Linked DNA regions of Homo sapiens: region 1 is linked to region 2. A link is an interaction called in ENCODE POLR2A ChIA-PET data of the cell type or tissue named here. Cell type or tissue: A673. All regions are shown on one strand. Each heading gives the region's core, and the rest is flanking DNA. Links, peaks and the distances in the headings are about the cores only. Region 1 overlaps ACVR1B (activin A receptor type 1B). Region 2 has its middle 16 kb from the start of FIGNL2.

What was found. ChIA-PET counts read pairs that join two places held together with the same protein. Peaks named below come from ENCODE experiments on the same cell type or tissue, not always from the same donor. Only the 100,000 strongest peaks of a DNase experiment are listed, where the experiment ranks them.
Region 1: POLR2A ChIA-PET joins it to region 2 with 7 read pairs; 2 of 35 experiments call an interaction of 5 or more read pairs at or near these places.

Annotation. Positions count from the first base shown.
Region 1 is chr12:51,956,004-51,961,375 of GRCh38, forward strand. All of the region lies in intron 1 of ACVR1B (activin A receptor type 1B), which reads left to right. Among named protein-coding and RNA genes, the nearest start is that of ACVR1B, 7.0 kb to the left of the region's middle. In A673, for the core only: no CTCF peak of the experiment used is centred there; no DNase peak of the experiment used is centred there; H3K27ac peaks cover 864 bases.
Region 2 is chr12:51,861,638-51,867,009 of GRCh38, forward strand. No RefSeq gene overlaps it. Among named protein-coding and RNA genes, the nearest start is that of FIGNL2, 16 kb to the left of the region's middle. RefSeq lists an enhancer at 1,367-1,887. In A673, for the core only: no CTCF peak of the experiment used is centred there; a DNase peak (open chromatin) is centred at 2,864; H3K4me3 peaks cover 572 bases.

The DNA of each region.
Region 1 (5,372 bases), core at 258-5,257, 94 kb after region 2:
CATGTCTGCTCTCTCTCCTCTGTTATGGAGAAATGGTGTGCTAAGCAAAAATATGATTTCAGAGAGTATCTTTCTTTCCTTTACTCTGTAGAGTTGCCATACTTTGGTTTAGCTGTGAAGTTTCCATCCCAGGCAATCTTTATCTGCTCTCTAGGGTTCAGAGACAGTGCCACTTTAGGCAACTCTGGGCTTTTTGGTTTTCTTTAGTGTCCACCCAGTCTTAAGCCTGCATTTGTCTCCCTAAATATTTTGAATTTAGCATAATGAAAGTAACTGCCTTTCCCTTTAAACCATAACATCACACCTAATATTTACACAGTTAACATATAGGAGATTTCTTTATTCATTGGATTGGGTATGTGCCTGGAACAGTTTTTGGCATGGGGAAATAACAGAGAACAAGATGAACAAAAGTCCCTAAATCTCTATTATGGAACTTATAATTGCAATGGCTTAGACTGAAAATAAATAAGTAAACACAATTATCAGTCCATGAGTGCTGTGAAGAAAATAAAACAGGATGCTGTGCCATAGTGTGCCTGGAGCTGCCACTTCACCTCTCTATCAGCTTCATTGTTTTATCTGTAAAATGGGGCTAATACAGTCTTGTTATTTGTGGTAGTTCCATAAAGTTGAATTGTAGAACTGAATTACCAAATCTTCAACCATTGCTCCTAGGGGAAATACAGGGCTAGGTTCCTGCGAGCCTCTGGTCACTTTTTCAACCTGTCAATACATAACCTTATTTTATGTGTTTCTTTTTTTTTCTTTTTTTGAGACAGGGTCTTGCTCTGTTGCCCAGGTTAGAGTCCAGTGACATGATCTCACTCACTGCAGTTTCTGCCTCCCAGGCTCAAGCAATCCTCCCACCTCAGCCTCCTGAGTAGCTGAGACCTCAGGTGTACACCACCACACCTGGCTAATTTTTGTATTTATTTACTTTTTGGTAGAGACAGGGTTTCGACATGTTGCCCAGGCTGGTCTTGAACTCCTGGGCTCAAGCAATCCACTCACCTGGGCTTCACCTGCTGAGATTACGGGTATGAGCCACTGAACCTGGCCTGTTTCATGTGTTTCTGTTTATTTTTATTTTTAATTTTTATTTTTTTGAGACAGTGTCCTGCTCTGTCACCCAGGCTGTATAGTACGAGAGTGTATCATAGGCCAGGCACAGTGGCTCACGCCTGTAATGCCAGCACTTTGGGAGGCCGAGGCAGGTGGATCATGAGGTCAGGAGTTCGAGACCAGCCTGACAAACATGCTGAAACCCCGTCTCTATTAAAAATACAAAAATTAGCCAGGTGTGGTGGTGTGCCTGTAATCCCAGCTACTCAGGAGGCTGAGGCAGGAGAATCACTTGAACCTGGGAGGCAGAGGTTGCAGTGAGCGGAGACTGCGCCACTGCACTCCAGCCTAGGCAACGGAGTGAGACTCCGTCAAAAAAAAAAAAAAAAAAAGCCAAAAACATCATAGCTCACTGCAGCCTGAAACTCCTGGGCTCAAGGAATCCTCCTTTGTCAGCCTCCCAAGTGGCTAGGATCACACGCACATGCCACCATACCCGGCTAATGTTTAAATTTTTTGTAGAGATGGGGTCTCACTTGTTGCCCAGGCTGGTCTCAAATTCCTGGGCTCAAATTATCCTCCTGCCTTGGCCTCCCAAAGGGCTGGGATTACAGGCCTGAGCTACCATGCCTGGCTTTGTTTCTGTTTAAAGACACCTTATTTAATATATATTGTTGGTTCATTAACATTGAACTTTACTGACAGCAGCACTATTAACTCATGCCTGAACTAAGCTTCTCTAACATGTATTTTCTCTGTGAGGCATATCACTATCTTCTTGCACTTAGGAACTCTAGACAGCACTTCAGCACTACTTGTGGGGGACCATTTTATACAGCAAAATCATCAATGAAAAGCATGACACTAAATATACTGCAGAAAGGATAACTTGTTTACAGTATGCCAGCTGAAACAAGAAGGCAGGGTGTTGCCTTGTTTGACCTCAGTTGGGAATGCATGTGGTGGGTGTTTCAGATGTTTCACTATTCTGTGCATGGCTGTCAGTGAGCAGGAAGGTACCATGAATGTTGATATTGGGGTTACAAATAAATTTGCATTAACCATATTTTGTTAGAACTGTATACAAAAGTGGTAGAAATAAAATTGTAGAATTTCACTAAACCAGAATTTTAATACATGTAGTTAGAAGTCCCATTTCCAGACTGCAAACTAAACATATGCATGTTGAGTACCTACCATGGTGATCTAGGGCAGTGGTCCCCAATCTTTTTGACATCAGGGACTGGTTTCGTGGAAGATAATTTTCCCACAGGGGAAGTAGGGGAGATATGATTTTGGGATGAAACTGTTCCACCTCAGATCATCAAGCACATCAGGCCGAGGTGGGTGGATCACCTGAGGTTGGGAGTTCAAGACCAGCCTGGCCAACATGGTGAAACCCCATCTCTACTGAAAATAAAAAATTAGCCGGGCATGGTAGTGGCAGCGCATGCCTGTAATCTCAGCTACTCAGGAGGCTGAGGCAGGAGAATAGCTTGAATCCGGGAGGCGGAGGTTGCAGTCAGCCGAGATCACGCCACTGCACTCCAGCCTGGGGAACAGAGTGAGACTCCTCAAAAAAAAAAAAAAAGAAAAGAAAGATCATCAGGCACATCAAGCATGTTAGATTCTCATAAGGTGCATGCAAGCTAGATGCCTCGCATGCGCGGTTCACCGTAGGTTTCCCACTCCTATGAGAATCTAATGCCGCCGCTGATGTGACAGGAGGCAGAGCTCAGGTACCCGCCTGCCACTTACCTCCTGCTGTGTGGCCTGGTTCCTAACAGGCCGTGGACCAGTACCGGTCTGTGGCCCCAGGGGTTGGGGACCCCTGATCCAAAGGGTCCCTTGACACATATTTATTGAGCACCTGTCATATACTAGGCATTGTTGCAGGTGTTAGGGATACAGTAGTAAACGAAAGGAGACAAAATTGCCTTCTCTCAGAAAGCTTACCTTCTGCCAGGTGAGGTGGACAATAAACAAAAGTATAAAATGTAAAGCAGTTGTGCCTACTACAGTCCACCTTCTGCTCCTCACTTCCCCAAGATTCCCCATGTTTGGTGTACACACACCTGCTTCAGGTATTCAGTCAAATGCTAGTCTTTGTAGATAGAATTAAGGTCTCAATCAGTTGACCTTTAGCCATCTAAAGGAGGTTATCATGGTGGGTCTGTCTTGATTGAACTAGCCCTTTCAAAGCAGAGAGATTTCTCAGCTGATTGCACAAGAGGAAATCAGATGTTCCAGCTGGCTTGGAAGCAAGCAGACGTCCATGTTGTGAACTGCCGATCCCAACAGCCACATGGCAAGGAACTGCAGGCAAACTCTAGGAGCTGAGAGTGGTTCCCAGCTGACAGCTAGGAGGAACATGGGGACCTCAGTCCTTCATCTGCAAGGCAGTGGATCTTGTCAACAACCAGTAAGCTTGGAGGAGGACCCAATCCTAGATGAGAAGGCAGCCCTAACTGGCACTGTCGGTGCTGTGCCTGGACTTCTGACCTGTAGGAACTGTGAAATAGTAACTAGGTGGTGGTTTAAAAAATGTATGCATTGGGTGGGGGTGAGTCAAATGGTGATGGTGAAAATAGGTAAAGCAAGAGAGGGGAATAATGAGAAATACCCCAAGATAGGCATGAGGGTACTTGAGACCTGGTGCCCAGCCATCCCATCACTCACATATAAAAATAAATCCTTTGACCACATGTGGCTTTCATCTGACTATAACTTTTTTCTAGATATTTGTGAGTGGAGGGGAGAGGGGATTGTGGATGCTTTGGAAATAAGTTTTTTAGGTGCTTGGGATGTTTGAGTTGAGGAATCTGGGAATTGAAGTATTTTCTGGGTTTTTTTTTTTTTTGTGGTAGAGGACTCACCTTGCCCCACATCCTTGTATATTGCTTTGGTATATGTTTGCATATTACCTTTTATACCTGTAGAAGATAAGATTGAATTGTAATCAGTCAGTGTTCATTTCTGATATCCAGGATGTGCCTAGCACCAAGCTGAATGCTGAGAGGGATCCTGAGGAAAGAGTCTGTCCTTGCCCTTTGGAAGTTTACACACAGAGACCGGCCACAGTGGCTCATGCCTGTAATCCCAACACTTTGGAGAATGAGGTACAGGGGATCGCTTCAGTCCAGGAGTTTGAGACTAGCCTGGGCAATATAGTGAGACCTCGTCTCTACAAAACATTTTTAAAAATTACAAGGGCTTGGTGGCGTGTGCCTGTGGTCCCAGCTACTTGGGAGGCTGAGGTGGGAGGATAGCTTGAGACCAGGAGATTGAGGCTACAGCAAACCATGATTGCACCACTGCACTCCACCCTGGGTGACAGAGTGAGATCCTGTCTCAAAAAAAAAAGTTTACACACAAATGGACTTTTTTTCTGCTTGTTGGAACTACCACAAACTATGAGGAGTTCAGGTGACAATTGTAATAAAAGCATCTGATTTGCTGAATGTTTACTATATACTAAAGTATTATGCTAAGCACCTGTGTTGTATCATTTACTCTATGTAGTTATTCTTTGAGGGGCTAGGGGCTCTTATTCCCATTTTACAGATGAGAAAACTAGGGCATAGAGAAGTTAAGCAGTGGGTCCAAAGTCTATCCAAGTCCAAAACATGTGCTCTAAATATTGTACTGTGCTATAAACTGTGAGTACTGTAAAAGTGACCTTCTAACCAGGCTCTCTGCCTTCAATCTCCCATTTGTTTTCCATCCTACGGCTAGATCTAACTTTGGAAATGCACCCTGTTTGTCTGACCTAGAGGTTGTGTGGCTTCTAGGATCAACTCTAGACCCCTTAGCTTAGCATTGCAATCAGTTTCATCTGGTCTTAGTCTCCCTGACTCTTCTTGCCTTTGGCTGGAACCTTGGCATTGTTCGAACTGTCAATTTACTCTGAACCCAGTGTAGCTAATATTTTTTCACAGCCCTTTGCTTTCCCTTTTCCTTTTCTCTGGAATGCTTCTCCCCACTTCTCTTCCTAGCCAAACCCAGCGTCCTCCAGTGTGGACCTTCGTCCTCTTGTGTTCTCCCGGTCAGTGATTCCATCCTCTCTGCTTTTCCCCTCAGCCTGTATTGGTAGTTGGAGTTGCACTGTTTATAGTTGTCTTCTCCCACTCTCCATGCCCAAAGAATTGGTGCGGGGAGCTGGCTTATTTGTTATATGGCTTCGGCCTGCACAGAGCCTTGCATGTTTCAAGTACTTAATAAGTTTGTTTAATTGAATTAATTCATTTCTTTTCCATCCTCTCAGTAAAATCCTAGGTAAATAATTCCAATTCTGTTTTGCTCTAATG
Region 2 (5,372 bases), core at 159-5,158:
AAACAAATAAACAATAAAATAAAATCTGTGCATCCTACTGCATATAAATTGTATTTCAATAAAGTTGACGAAAGAAGGAAAGAAAAAGAAAACCAAACAAACAAGAAACAAAGAAGTACAGAAGTAACCTAGGTCCTTGATAACACTGTTGAGCCACTGACTTCACCAACAGCCTTGGGACTTCTTGTTTTGTGACATTATAAATGCTGTATAAGCCATTTTTAAGTTGGGTCTCTCATAGCTGGAAGCCCAAAACACCTTTATGTCAAGGGGGAGGAGAGGCATCCAGAACCAGCCTGGGGAAGTGGGTTTTGAAGAGCAGCTGAGAAGGCAAGAGACTCTGAAGCGCGCTTGATCCGGTGGGGTCTGCTTGCTGCTCCACCATCAGGCCCAGTATAGCTGGGGATTTCTTCCCACAGTTCCCCAACCTTCCCCAGCCCATCTGTGAAATGGAGACCCTGGTAATCAAAGGACCTAGTCTTAGGCTTCTGGAGAGGGCTGATGCAGAGACAATGCCTGAAAGCTCTTAGCACAGAGCCTGGCGCAGACGGAGGTTCAATGTGGTGTACCTCCCCTGGCCCTGGCAAGGATGACCTGAGCCTGAACCAAGCAGGGGCAGGCAGAGAGGAGGGAACAGAACTTAGAAACCTTTGGGACTGTAAATGATCGATAACGCCAAGCACTCGGGCATGGGTGACAATGTGGATGGGATCATTTCTCAGGCTTTTGGCAAAGATTACATGCAGGATCTGTTTTCATCACCAGGTAGGTGCCGGTAAAAGGAGAGAAGAGATACAGTAGGAGAAACAGGTTTGGGGGGTGAAAAAGTGTAAGTTTGAGGTATCTGTGAGCAGTACGGCGTGGTGGACAAGAGCAAGCGTTCTGCCACCCACTAGCTATGTGATCTGGGTCAAACTACCACCTTTCTCGGAGCCTCAGTATCCTCATCTGTAAAATGGGAATTCTAAAAATACTTAGCTCATTGGGTTGCTATAAAGATTACATGAGGTCGGGCACAGTGGCTCATGCCTAAAATCCCAGCACTTTGGGAGGCTGAGGCTGGTGGATCACAAGTTCAGGAATTTGGGAGCAGCCTGACAAACATGGTGAAACCCTGTCTCTACTAAAAGTACAAAAATTAGCTGGGCGTGGTTGTGCACATTTTTAATCCCAGCTACTCAGGAGGCTAAGGAAGGAGAATCACTTGAACCCGGGAGGCAGAGGTTGCAGTGAGCTGAGATCAGCCACTGCACTCCAGCCTGGGCGACAGAGCGAGACTCCGTCTCAAAACAAAACAAAACAAAACAAAACAAAACTTTAGATGAAACATAACAAAAAGAAAAAAACAAGATTAGATGAAACAATATATTGGCAGTGCTTAGCATAGTGCCTGGCACATAGCAGGTACTCCTTAAACGGTGATAATAAGGTCATCATCCCTTCATCCCTTCACAGCCTGCGTCTTCGGGTTAGGCCTAGGAGGGCAGCCTCCTGCTGAGCCTCTGCACTAGAATACCAAACTCAGCGTGAGGCTCTTTGGGCTTTCAGCTTACTCTCTCTTGCCTCAAACAGGATGATCCCCTGTGGAAGATTTCTTCTCCTTTCCTTTTTCCTTGACCCCTTCCCTCCCTCCCTTCCAGTCTCTACTCTGCCCTGCCTCTAACAGGAAGCCTTCCTTGACTAATGTCTCTCCATTCTCTGCCAACCTCCCCACTGCCTCCGTGTAGGTTCTGGCCTTCCAGCCCAGAGCTCTATCCACCCTACTCCATTGCCCATGCCCCCAGTACAAACCGTGGGCTTTCTCCGTGCCAGCTCAAGGGAGGTCTGACCCCATGGGGACGCCTGACTGCAAAGGGAAGGATGCCGCCTTCCACCGCAGCACCACCACAGCTCCGTGGACCCGCTGGGAAAGGGGTGGGGCTGGCGAGGAGGAGGCCACCTGCCAGAGTGGCAGCAGACAGGCCAGCTAAATCCTTGACCTATGATTTAAGAGGTCGGGCATAGTTCAATAGAGCCCTCCAGGCTGAGTCCCAGCTCATTCACACAGGTCAGAGGGATGAGGGGCAAGGCGGAGAGGAGGGCCGTCTCCTCCGAGGGCCCTTGGCTTCCTCCCTAGCCTTCTGGGGCATAATCCAGCCTGAAAACCACAAAAACCCTGAAAACCACCAGCTCCATTCCCATCAGCGTAGATGCCCCCTCTGAGAGGCCGGGGGAGGAGGGCGGGGCCGGGAGGGGGTGGGCAGCAGGGCAGGAAAGTGGAGATTTAGGCAGGCACAGCGCCTGGCACACAGCAAGGGCGGGAAAGGCTCCTCCCTCTGCTAACCGCGGCGCCCTTTGTTAGGTCCCGAGACGCAGCGGAGCTGCCTGGCTTCCAGGTCGGCCCTGGTCTCTGCTCCCCTCCGTTGCCTTTGGAATTTGCCCTCAGACCTGGACCCTACCAGGGAACAGCGGGATTGTCTGATGGAATTCCACGTGCAAACCGAGAGAGGTTTTGCCATAAATTCTAGTCCGGCCCCGGGAGGAGGGCCACGCCTGGGCCCCACTCCCCATCACCCTCCCGCCTCCCAGACCCCCGGCACAGGGCCTCCCCAGGCCGTGCCCCGGGCTGCCCCTGGGAGCGCTATGCAAATGAGATGCAAAGTAGGCCGAGGCAGCCGCAAAGATTGGCTGCCGCAGAGGCTCAGTCCGCCCAATCCCCGGCCGCCCGCCATCCTGGGCGCCCCCGGCCCGGGGCCCGGTCCCGCCCGTAAATCAGCTCCGTCAGCGTTAATGGCTCCTGACTAATTGCCTGGACTTGGGCTCCGGGCTCGGGTCGCCAGCATTAAAATTCAATCAGGCCTAGCGCTATGCTATTAAATATTCATTGGGAGAGCTTCCCGAAATCGGGCTGGGGGATGGGGACGGACTGGGTTGGAGGGACTACCCGAATCCTCAGCTCCAGAGGAGGTGCCGCTCCTCCCCAGCGTGCTGTCAGCTTCTGCAGCGGCTGCCGGGCTTCCATTCGGCTGGGTCTGATTTCTCTCTGGAGGTCCCTGCGCCCTCTCTAGAGACTTTTGGGAGACTGAGCTGCCCTGCAGAAGGAATGTTAAGTTATGCCAAGGGGGCTGTGTCTGCTCAACGCCTGGTCACCTCGCCGCACGACCCTTTACCCAGTGCCCACCATGAGCTCCTATTCATGCTGGAACCTTAGGTCCCACCGGGAGTGGAAGAGCTCCAGGGCACAGAAGGCTTAATCTTTAGAAGAGCCCCTACTTCCCTGGCCCTACTGCCGGGTTTTTATGGAGCTACACTGGCCATCCTCAGCGTGGCTAGAGAGAGCATCAGTCTGGGCAGCTCCGGGTGTGTGCTGGAAGGGAGTAGTGGGCTTTGTACAGTCCTCCCCTCCTCTTCCCTGCCCTCAGGAATGCAGCCTGTCCGAGCTCCTGGGCCCCTGGCCTGATGCTGAGCAGGCTGCCTGGAAGTTCTCAAAGAGGGTACCAAGGGGGAGGGGGCTGGGCCTGAGGGGGCCCTTGGGAGTGTCAGGGACTTAAGCAGAAACTGCATCCTCCACCCACACACACACACAATAGTCAGAGGGTTATGAAGAGGGCTTAGCAGATGTGATGACAGCCATGGCTCAAGGACTGGGTGAGCCACTCAAATAAAGACCAAGAGTTTTTCTAGGCCCTCTATGATGTATTGACACATCTCTTCACGCGGCAGCTCTAGTCCTCAGACAAGGAGGTATTTGGGTCGGGAGGAAGAGAAAGTCTTGGGAAGTGTGCTAGGAGAGACTCATTTCCCTCCTCTGGATTTTCAAGGACTCCTCAGGAGCAAACCACCTGTTCACAGGGCTTGTCCCCTGCCCTTTGGACTGCTCCTTGCTCCTAGTGCCTGAGGATGGTGCAAGGAATTAACCCTGTGGGGCATGGGGGGAGGCTCCGACTGCCAGAGCCACAGAGCACCCGCAGACGCTGCAGGGGAGGGGTGGAGGCTGAGGGTACCGGTCTCTGCAAGGCCAGAAGCCATCAGGACTCCAAGAGGGTTGTAAATTCAGGGAATACTGTTTTGATGGACACTGGAAGGAACTTCTTGGTCGGCAATCTCTGAGAGCATCAACCCTTGGCCGTGCAGGAAGCCTGGAATTCCTGCCTGAGGACCCCTACTCCCCCAGGGTGTAGATGATGATCTTACAGCAAGTGGGGTCCAAGGAGCACCCTCTCTCCAGAAACCAGGCAGGCCCCAGGGCAGAATGCGTCTGGCAGCGATTAGGAGGAGAGCTGGGGCTGGGAGGCCTCAGACTTCAGCAGGTCAGGAGCGACCCCAGCCAAGTGTCCGATTCCAAAGCCAAACGTCACAGGCAATCCGGGATTCCAAACTCACCCCACGTGTGGTTCCCATTAGGGCTGGCTGGGGTCTTCCTGAAGGCCAGGCCAGATTCCTGAGCCCCTCCCCCAGGACAACCCCTCCCTCTGCAGGCAGTTTGGAATGTCTTACTAGCCCCATGGGGTGGCCTGCCAGCACCCACCCTTGGGAATTTCCAGGGGTATCCAACTCTAAATAGGCCTCTCCACCCACTAGATGATGATGTTTTGCAATCCCTCAGAGGGGACAAAGGGATAGGAGACTTTAAACCTTTAACTTCCCAGGGTGGGCCAATCCCTGAAGATCCCTACAGTGTGCCTGGGGAGTCTTCCCCATCTCCCGGTCAGCCACTTTTGTTCAGGCCTCAGCCCCTCTGGCCTGGACAACTGCAACTGCCCCCATTCACCTTCTGCTACCAGTCCATTCCTCCACACTGCCCCTGAGCGAGTGTCCTAAAACTCAGGCCTGTTATTCGGATTGTTTCCCTCCTTGCACAACTTCCAATAGCTTTCCAGCAACTCTGAAGCCATTGAAGACTGGTGGCCAGTGGGCCAAATCTAGTCCCATTATGTTTGTGTCCTGTGTAGTTAGGGCACTCACATAATTAAACTTTTTTAAAAATAGTTGTCAAGATTTAAAAGCCAGGAGGCAACACCAAAATCTACATTTATTAAAAAAAATTTTTTTTTGGCTGGGCATAGTGACTCACGCCTGTAATCAGAGCACTTTGGAAGGCGAGGTGGGCAGATCACTTGAGCCCAGGAATTAGAGACCAGCCTGAGCAACACGGCGAAACCGCGTCTTTACAAAAAAAAAAAAAAAAAAAGGAAACAACAACAAAAAAACATAGCCAGGTGTGGTGGTGTGTGCTTGTAGTCCCAGCTACTCAGGAGACTAAGGTGGGAGGATTGCTTGAGCCCAGCAGGCAGAGGCTGCAGTAAGCTGAGTGGCGTGGTGCCATTGTACTCCAACCTGGGTGACAGAGTGCAACCCTGTTTAAAAAAAAAAAAAAAAAATTTAAGGCGGAG